Linked DNA regions of Homo sapiens: region 2 is linked to region 1. A link is an interaction called in ENCODE POLR2A ChIA-PET data of the cell type or tissue named here. Cell type or tissue: Panc1. All regions are shown on one strand. Links, peaks and the distances in the headings refer to the core of each region. The heading gives the core; the rest is flanking DNA. Region 1 has its middle 18 kb from the start of LINC02606. Region 2 has its middle 50 kb from the start of SLC25A33.

Region 1 (4,385 bases), core at 92-4,091:
CCCACCCCAGTCCCGTCCCAGCTTGTGGCCACATCTGCCCCCAAGAATAAGATTCTGTGATTCAGAGCTTCTCTATTCCCCCTACACCCGCCCTCCTCCTCCCAGCCTCCGCCCCACCCCCACCATCCTGAGCTCTCAGCAGCTTTCTGATAACCACAGCTGTGTTTCTTTCTTGGTCAGAGGTGAGCATGAGCCGAGAGTCACTGGGCTTTGCCCAGAGCCGACTTTCCCTTGTAGCTCAGCGGCTTGTTTCCACTTAGAAGGCAAAACAGGTCAGGCCAGCGAGGCCCTCCCTGCTGGGTCAGGGTGAGGACAGGGCTGCGGGGGGGGCTGGGCTGGGGACCAGAGCAGGAGGAGCAGGCGCCCAGGGGCTGCCCTTGTAAGTGTGCTCCAGTGCCCAGCACGGTGCCTGGCACACAAAAGGCCCATTGGAGGATTTATGGGACAGACGCTCTTCCCAAGCCCCAAGGGGACGTGGTAGAGGGATGTGGTCACATTTTTATTTTGTGATGATGGGAAGAATTATTTTTGTTTCATTGTCTAAAAGCTTAAGTCTATCCAAAAAACATCTGCTAAACATCCACTGTGTGTGGAATAAGTACTTTTTTTGGTCACCCCATCCCTCACCCGCCGCCCCAGACTTTGTTTCTGTCTCTCTCATGTCTAAGGGGAGGAGAACAACGTTTTGCAGACCTGGTCTCATGACCGGGCCGGTGTGTTGGAATGTAAGATGACTTTCTTTAGCAATGTCCCCTTGAATCCATTAGACATTTATTTTAGGTTGAGATGGTACTTTTAAAACCATTGTTAATGGTTTGAGGAGGCCTCAGACACCAAGGTGCCCCAGAATTGATGGCTGAGCCCACAAGCTGGCTGCTTGCCAAGGTGAAGGCCTGAGCCACCTCTCCCACTCCACCTTTTTTTTTTTTTTTTGAGAGTTTTGCTCTGTCACCCAGGCTGGAGTGCAGTGGCGTGATCTCGGCTCACTGCAACCTCCACCTCCCGGGTTCAAGCGATTATCGTGCCTCAGCCTCCCGAGTAGCTGGGATTACAGGTGCCTGCCACTGTGCCTGGCTAATTTTTGTATTTTTAGTAGAGGTGGGGTTTCACCATGTTGGCCAGGCTGGTCTTGAACTCCTGACCTTGTGATCCGCCCACCTCAGCCTTCCAAAGTGCTGGGATTATAGGCATGAGCCACCATGCCCCGCCTATTTTAATGTTTAATATTAGAAGTTGTATTAGTCCATTTTCACGCTGCTGATAAAGACATACCCAAGACTGGGCAATTTACAAAAGAAAGAGGTTTAATTGGGCTTATAGTTCCATGTGGCTGGGGGGGCCTCACAGTCATGGCAGAAGGCAAGGAGGAGCATGTCCCATCTTACATGGATGGCGGCAGGCAAAAAGACAGAACTTGTGCAGGGGAACTCCTCTTTTTAAAACCATCAGATCTCATGAGACCCATTCACCGTCACGAGAACAGTACGAGCAAGACCTGCCCTATGATTTAATCACCCCCCACCGGGTCTCTCCCACAACACGTGGGAATCGTAGGAGTTACAAGATGAGATTTGGGTGGGGACACAGAGCCAAACTGTAGTTTGCCTGTAGTCCAGGGTGCTTGGGAGGTGAGGTGAGAGGATCGCTTAAGCCTGGGAGGCAGAGGTTGCAGTGAGCTGAGATTGCACCACTGTACTCCAGCCTGGGCAACAGGGGAAGACCCTGTCTAAAAAAAAAAAAAAAAAAAAAAAAAAGAAAGAAAGGAAAAAAAAGAAAAAGGCCAGGTGCGCTGGCTCATGCCTGTAATCCCAGCACTTTGGGAGGCTGAGGCGGGTGGATCACCTGAGGTTGGGAGTTCAAGACTAGTCTGACTAACATAGTGAAACCCCATCTCTACTAAAAATACAAAATTAGCCGGGTGTGGTGGCTCATGCCTGTAATCCCAGCTACTTGGGAGGCTGAGGCAGGAGAATCGCTTGAACCTGGGAGGTGAAGGTTGCAGTGAGCCGAGATTATGCCATTGCACTCCAGCCTGGGCAACAAGAGTGAAACTCTGTCTCAAAAAAAAAAAAAAAGAAAGAAAGAAAAGAAAAGAAAAGAGAGAGGTGGGCAGGTCTCTCCTACATTGTGTTATGGTAGTGTGGTGGTGTGGTCGTGTGGTGTTGTGGTGTTGTGGTAGTGTGGTATTGTGGTGTTATGGTAGTGTGGTGTGGTAGTGTGGTGTTGTGGTGTGGTGTTGTGGTGGTGTGGTAGTGTGGTGGTGTGGTGTTGTGGTGGTGTGGTAGTGTGGTGTTCTGGTAGTGTGGTGGTGTGGTGTTATGGTAGTGTGGTAGTGTCCTGGTCAAAGGGCTTTCTGCCACCACGTTATCTTCTTTTGCAGGCCGACTGTTGCAACTTTATTCTACTGCATTATACAAGCAGGGACTGTGCTATCTGGAGGCCAGACCAGACTGGTAGAGAAGTATCTTAAGTGTTTCCTGACACCACAAATCCCCAAACACACTTGTGGTTCAGTTTCTGCTCACGCTACCCGACTTAAGTAACTTGTGCAGGACTCCAATCATCTCAGCATTAAGCCCTCCTGCACTCAAGGCCTTGCTCTGTGGCCTTTGAGCCTCAGCTTCCTGAGCTGTAAAATAGAGCTAGTAAGACCTTTCCTATAGAGCTGTAGGGGAATGGGTTCACGGCACGGTGGAGCTGACTTGTACTGACTCAGGAGGGTTGACTGATGATTTTCAGAAATCATTGGAGCCAGTTTGTAAATACAGCCATCATTAACAATTAAGTTCTATACACTTACGATTAAATAAATTATATTAAAAACAAAGCTCTAAAGACTCAAGACTCCTGGCTTCCTAATTATCTTACTACATTTTACCTATGCCCTGAGGTTATTTATATCCATGGTCTCTGCCTTGTGGAAGTGCTAGTAATGGTGGCTACTGAACACCTCTTCCCAACTCCACATTCAACAATGTCACTCTGGGACCTCAAAACCAACTGCGCTGGGAGTATTTACACCACAGAAATGGGCAAATGCTCTCAGCCAGGGCTTTCTTTACTCTTTTGTTGATTTTCTAGATTTAAGAAAGCAATGGAGAAAATGTTAATATTGGCCAGGCACGGTGGCTCACACCTGTAATCTCAGCATTTGGGAGGCCGAGGTGGGCAGATCACTGAGGTCAGGAGTTCAGGACCAGCCTGGCCAACATGATGAAACCCTGTCTCTACTAAAAATACAAAAATTAGCTTGGTGTGGTGTCGCATACCTGTAACCCCAGCTACTTGAGAGGCTGAGGCAGGAGAATCACTTGAACCCAGGAGGTGGAGGTTGCACTGAGCCGAGATTGTGCCACTGCACTCCAGCTTGGGCCACAGAGTGAGACTCCAAAACAAAAAGTTAATATTGCAAATTAAACTTGAAAGTGAATTGTACTTCTAGCAATAACATTGTGAATAGTACAAAAGATAAGGAACTATTCTCCCAGTATTCAAAGCTGTTATCCAATTTAGCAAAAAAAAGTAAAGTTCCAATATATAGTTGTCCCTTGGTATCCCAGACCCAGCCACCCAGGTGGAAGAAGGAGCCCAGGACCTGGAGGACACAGAACAGTGGAGGTGTCAGGCCAGGCCTGTGAGGTTTGGAGCTGGACCTGAACAGGATGGGGCCTCCAACTCTATCACTCCCACCCACCAAAGGGCAAGCTGGGCCCTGGCAAGTTGCAGGCCGAGAGTTTGGAAGCATAGGCTCCAGGTGTGAGTTCAAACCCTGGCTGTGACATTTATTTATTTATTTTTTTATTTTGAGACGGAGTCTCACTCTGTCACCAGGCTGAAGTGCAGCGGCGCAATCTAGGCTCACCGCAACTTCCACCTCCCGGGTTCAAGAAATTATCTTGCCTCAGCCTCCCAAGTAGCTGGGATTACAGGTACGCACCACCACGCCCGGCTGATTTTGTATTTTTAGTAGAGACGGGGTTTCTCCATGTTGGTCAGGCTGGTTTTGAACTCCCGACCTCAGATCCTGACATTTATAAGCTTCAATCTTGGGCAACCACTTACCTTCCTTCCCTGAGCCCTTGTTGTCCCATCTGGACCCATTAGTTTCAGGACCCTCCCTTGGATACCAAAATCCACGAATGCTCAAATCCCTTATATAAATTGGTGTAGTAGTTGCATATAACCTACACATATCCTCTCGTATATCTGAAATCATTTCTACACTACTTATAATACCTAATACAATGTAAATGCGGTGTAAATAGTTGTTATACTGTATTGTTTAGGAAATAATGACAAAAATAAGAAGTCTGTACATGTTTGGTACAGATGCAACCGTCCATTTTTTTTGAATGAATATTTTAGATCCATGGTTAGTTGAATCC
Region 2 (4,385 bases), core at 295-4,294, 78 kb before region 1:
TCGAACTCCTGACCTCAAGTGATCCACCCACCTCTGCCTCCCAAAGTGCTGGGATTACAGGCGTGAGCCACTGTGCCCGGACGAGTGTTGTTAATTGTTTGTGAGATTATTCTGTTTTTTAATGTTTGAAACTCTCCATAATATAATGTTCTTAACAATTAGAAAAGAGATTTTGCAGGGGCTGGGACTGACCTTATTTGAGTGTGAAGGGACCCACGTTATGAGAGGCACGCAGTGGGCTGGGAGAAAGTGCTGGACAAGTCACACTTGGTCCAGCTGCCAGCTGCCTCCAGATGCGGCTTTCTATGGCTCAGTGTCCGCCAGGGGGAGCCCGAGACCAAGCTAACCCACCCAGGACCGAGAAGCTGGGCAAGGGCTGAACCTGGGTGACCGGCTCTGAGATCTGCTGAGATTGCAAACGCCTTGGTGGGGGAAACTTTACACACAAACCTGAGACGTGCATGAGGCGAAGGCGAGGGCCAACTTTTGGGCCTCCCAAAGTTCTGTGATTACAGGCATGAGCCACCACACCCAGCCTTATTTTATTTTTTCAGATGGGGTCTTTCTCTGCTGCCCAGGCTGGAGTGCAGTGGCACGATCATAGCTCACTGCAGCCTTGAACTCCTGGCATCAAGTGATCTTCCTGTCTCACCTCCCAAAATGCTGTGGTTACAGGCATGAACCACCGTGCCCAGCCGTGAGCAGACTTTGTTCCCTCCCATGCTGAAGCTGAGAGTATGATGGGGGCCCCTGGGCCTCCTGCCCTTTCCCTTGGCGAGCTTGGTCGAAAACACGGAAGTTGCAGATTGCTACGACAGTCTCTAGACTGCCTGATGAAACTGGCTCCTCGGAAAGCAGACTCTGAAGAGTTGGCTTCCACAGCACGGGTTCACATCCCACAATACACACATGTGTGCTGCCCATGTGCATGCCCCGGGAATCAGATCAGGGTGACGAGCCATTACAGTTCACACAGGCCTAACCCCCCACCTCAAAACATTGCTATGGGGACAGTAAAATGGATTGCATGGCCCATGGATTGGCAGTTCCTCAGAAAGCTGGACATGGAGTTACCATATGACCCAGAAATTCCACTTCTAGGTATATACCCAAGAGAATTGAGAACTATGTTGGCACAAAAACTTGCAGCTAGCAGCATTATTCATAATAGCCCCCAAGTGGAAACAACTCAAATATTCATCAACAAATAAATAAATGAAATGTGTAGATTTCTTTTCTTTTTTTTTTTTTGAGACGGAGTTTCGATCTTGTTGCCCAGGATAAAGTGCAATGGTGTGATTTCAGCTCACTGCCTCCCAGGTTCAAGTGATTCTCTTGCCACAGCGTCTCGGGTAGCTGGGATTACAGGTGTGCACCACCAGGTCCGACTAAGTTTTGTATTTTTAGTAGAGACGGGGTTTCACCATGTTGGTCAGGCTGGTCTTGAACTCCTGACCTCAGGTGATCTGCTCATCTTGGGCCTCCCAAAGTGCTGGGATTACAGGCGTGAGCCAACATGCCTGGTCTAGAATGTGTAGATTTTTAAAAACACACACAGTGAAATACTGTTCAGGCCGGGCGTGGTGGCTCATGCCTGTAATCCCGGCACTTTGGGAAGCCAAGGCACGTGGATCACTTAAGGTCAGGAGTTTGAGACCAGCCTGGCTAACATGGTAAAACCCCATCTCTACTAAAAATAAAAATTAGCCAGACATGATGGCGTGCACCTGTAGTCCCAGCTACTCAGAAGGCTGAGGCAGGAGAATTGCTTGAACCCAGGAGGCAGAGATTGCAATGAGCTGAGATTGTGTGCCACTGCACTCCAGCCTGGGGGACAGAGCGAGACTCTGTTGCAAAAAAAAAAAAAAAAAAAAAAAAAAGAAAAGAAAAGAAGAGAAAAAAATACTATTCACCTATAAAAAGGAATGAAATACTGATACATAGATGAACCTTGAAAACATGATGCTAACCAGACACAAAAGGCCACATATCGTATGATTCCATTGATATGAAATATTCTGAGCAGGCGAATTGGTAAAGACAGAAAATAGATGCGTGGTTGCCCAGGGCTGGGGAGGTGGGGATGGGGAATGACTGTTGTACGGGGTCTCTTTTCAGTGTGATGAGAGTGTTCTGCGATTACACAGTAGCGATGATGACACCGCATTGAGAATATGCTAAAAACCAGCGAATTACGCACTTTAGAATATGGTAAAAATGGTGAGGGTTTGAAAAAATAGACTGAAATGCAGGAGCCGCCATTCGGCCAGGGAGGTGGGTAGGACGTCTGAGGATTCCTTCTAGAACCATGGTGAGGGGCAGGCCTTGAAACCTCCTCTGGGTAGCCGCTTGCCCTCACTGCTCCCCTGAAATCAGCCCTGTCCAGCTCGCCAGTGACCCTGCCTCAGCCCTGGTCTTCCTCGACTAGCAAACAAATGCCTCTTCTTCTTCTCCTTCTTCTCCTTCTCCTTCTTTTTCCTTTAAATTGAGACAGAGTTTTGCTCTTGTTGCCCAGGCTGGAGTGCAGTGGTGCAATCTTGGCTCACTGCAACCTCCGCCTCCTAGGCTCAGGCGATTCTCCTGCCTCAGCCTCCCAAGTAGCTGGGATTATAGGCGCACGTCACCACACCTAACTGATTTTTGTATTTTTAGCAGAGATGGGATTTCGCCATGTTGGCCAGGCTGGTCTCGAACTCTTGACCTCAAGTGATCTGCCTGCCTCGGCCTTCCAAAGTGCTGAGATTACAGGTGTGAGCCACCGCGCCCAGCCTTCCTATTCTTCTGCACGTCCTTCCTGTCTTCTGGGACCACAGCACTCTGGATCCTCCTCCTGCCTCCCTGACTGCTCCTTCTCAGTCTGCTGCTGGCTTACTGATGCTCACATGTCCTTAGATTGCTTCTCTGCTGGTCAGCTCACTCCCAGGTGCTCTCAGCAGGTCTCAGGCTGTTAAGTAACACCCAGTCATCAGTCCAGCCCCAAGTGTCCCCTTACTGCAGACTCCATGCCCAGCTGGCTCCTCAGCCTCTCCACAGAAGGCCCACTGAGAAGCTCATACCTAACTTCTGCAAGGCCACTTCCGTTTGCCTGGTGGAAACTTGCTCCTCCCAGACTTCCCTATCCTTGCTCCTGGCAGCCCCATCCTTCCTTTTGCTCAGGCCAGCAATATTGGTGTCACTTAAAAATGGTAGGGCCAGGTGCGGTGTCTCATGCCTGTAATCCCAGCACTTTGGGAGGCTGAGACGGGCGGATCACGAGGTCAGGAGTTCAAGACCAGCCTGGCCAACATGGTGAAACCCTGTCTCTAAAAAAATACCAAAAAAATTAGCTGGGGGCATTGGTGCATGCCTGTAGTTCCAGCTACTTGGGAGGTTGAGGCAGGAGAATTGCTTGAACCCGGGAAGTGGAGGTTGCAGTGAGCCAAGATTGCACCACTGCACTCCAGCCTGGGTAACAGAGTGAGAATCCGTCTCAACAAAAAAAAAAAAAAAAAGAAAAGAAAAAAAGATGGTTAAGGTGGCTGGGTGTGGTGGCCCATGTCTGTAATCCCAGCACTTTGGGAGGCTGAGGCTGGAAGATCACTTGAGCCCAGGAATTCGAGGCCAGCCTGGGCCACATGGTAAAACCCATCTCTACAAAAAATAAAAAAAACCTTTTTTTTGAGACGGAGTCTCGCTTTGTCCCCCATGCTGGAGTGCAGTGGCGCGATCTCAGCTCACTGCAATCTCTGCCTCCTGGGTTCAAGCAATTCTCCTGCCTCAGCCTCTTGAGTAGCTGGGACTGTGTGGTGGCGTGCACCTGTGGTCCCAGCTACCCGGGGGAGCCGAAGTGGGAGAATCGCTTGAGCCCAGGAGGTGGAGGCTGCAGTGAGCTGTAATTGCACCATTGCACTCCTGCCTGGGTAACAGAGTGAGACCCTGTCTCAAAAAGAAGAAACAAAAAGGAAAAATAAAAGGAAAATATAAACCTAGATTTTTTTTTTTTTTTTTATGGAATGAGATAATGTGGTAAAGCTCCCCGGCAGTGCTTGGCACATGGGAGATGCTACACTGACTTTTTTTTTTTTTTTTGAGACAGAGCCTCGCTCTGTCACCCAGGCTGGAGTGCAGTGACGCTATCTTGGCACACCGCAACTTCTGCCTCCAGGGTTCAAGCAATTCTCCTGCCTCAGCCTCCCGAGTAGCTGGGACTACAGGTGCTCACCATCACACCTGGCTAGTTTTTGTATTATTTGTAGAAATGGGGTTTCACTGTGTTGGCCAGGCTGGTCTTGAACTCCTGACCTTGGGTGATCCTCCCATTTCAGCCTCTCAAAGTGCTGGGATTACAGGCGTGGGCCACCGTGCCTGGCCTCCACTGACATTTACAGGAGGCCTAGGATGCTGGA

Evidence for each region. Peaks named below come from ENCODE experiments on the same cell type or tissue, not always from the same donor. Only the 100,000 strongest peaks of a DNase experiment are listed, where the experiment ranks them.
Region 2: POLR2A ChIA-PET joins it to region 1 with 10 read pairs; 2 of 35 experiments call an interaction of 5 or more read pairs at or near these places.

What each region holds. Positions count from the first base shown.
Region 1 is chr1:9,409,055-9,413,439 of GRCh38, reverse strand. No RefSeq gene overlaps it. Among named protein-coding and RNA genes, the nearest start is that of LINC02606, 18 kb to the left of the region's middle. RefSeq lists an enhancer at 1-834. In Panc1, for the core only: no CTCF peak of the experiment used is centred there; a DNase peak (open chromatin) is centred at 2,529; H3K27ac peaks cover 3,850 bases.
Region 2 is chr1:9,487,186-9,491,570 of GRCh38, reverse strand. No RefSeq gene overlaps it. Among named protein-coding and RNA genes, the nearest start is that of SLC25A33, 50 kb to the left of the region's middle. In Panc1, for the core only: a CTCF peak has its summit at 313 (motif pointing right); a DNase peak (open chromatin) is centred at 320; H3K27ac peaks cover 2,015 bases.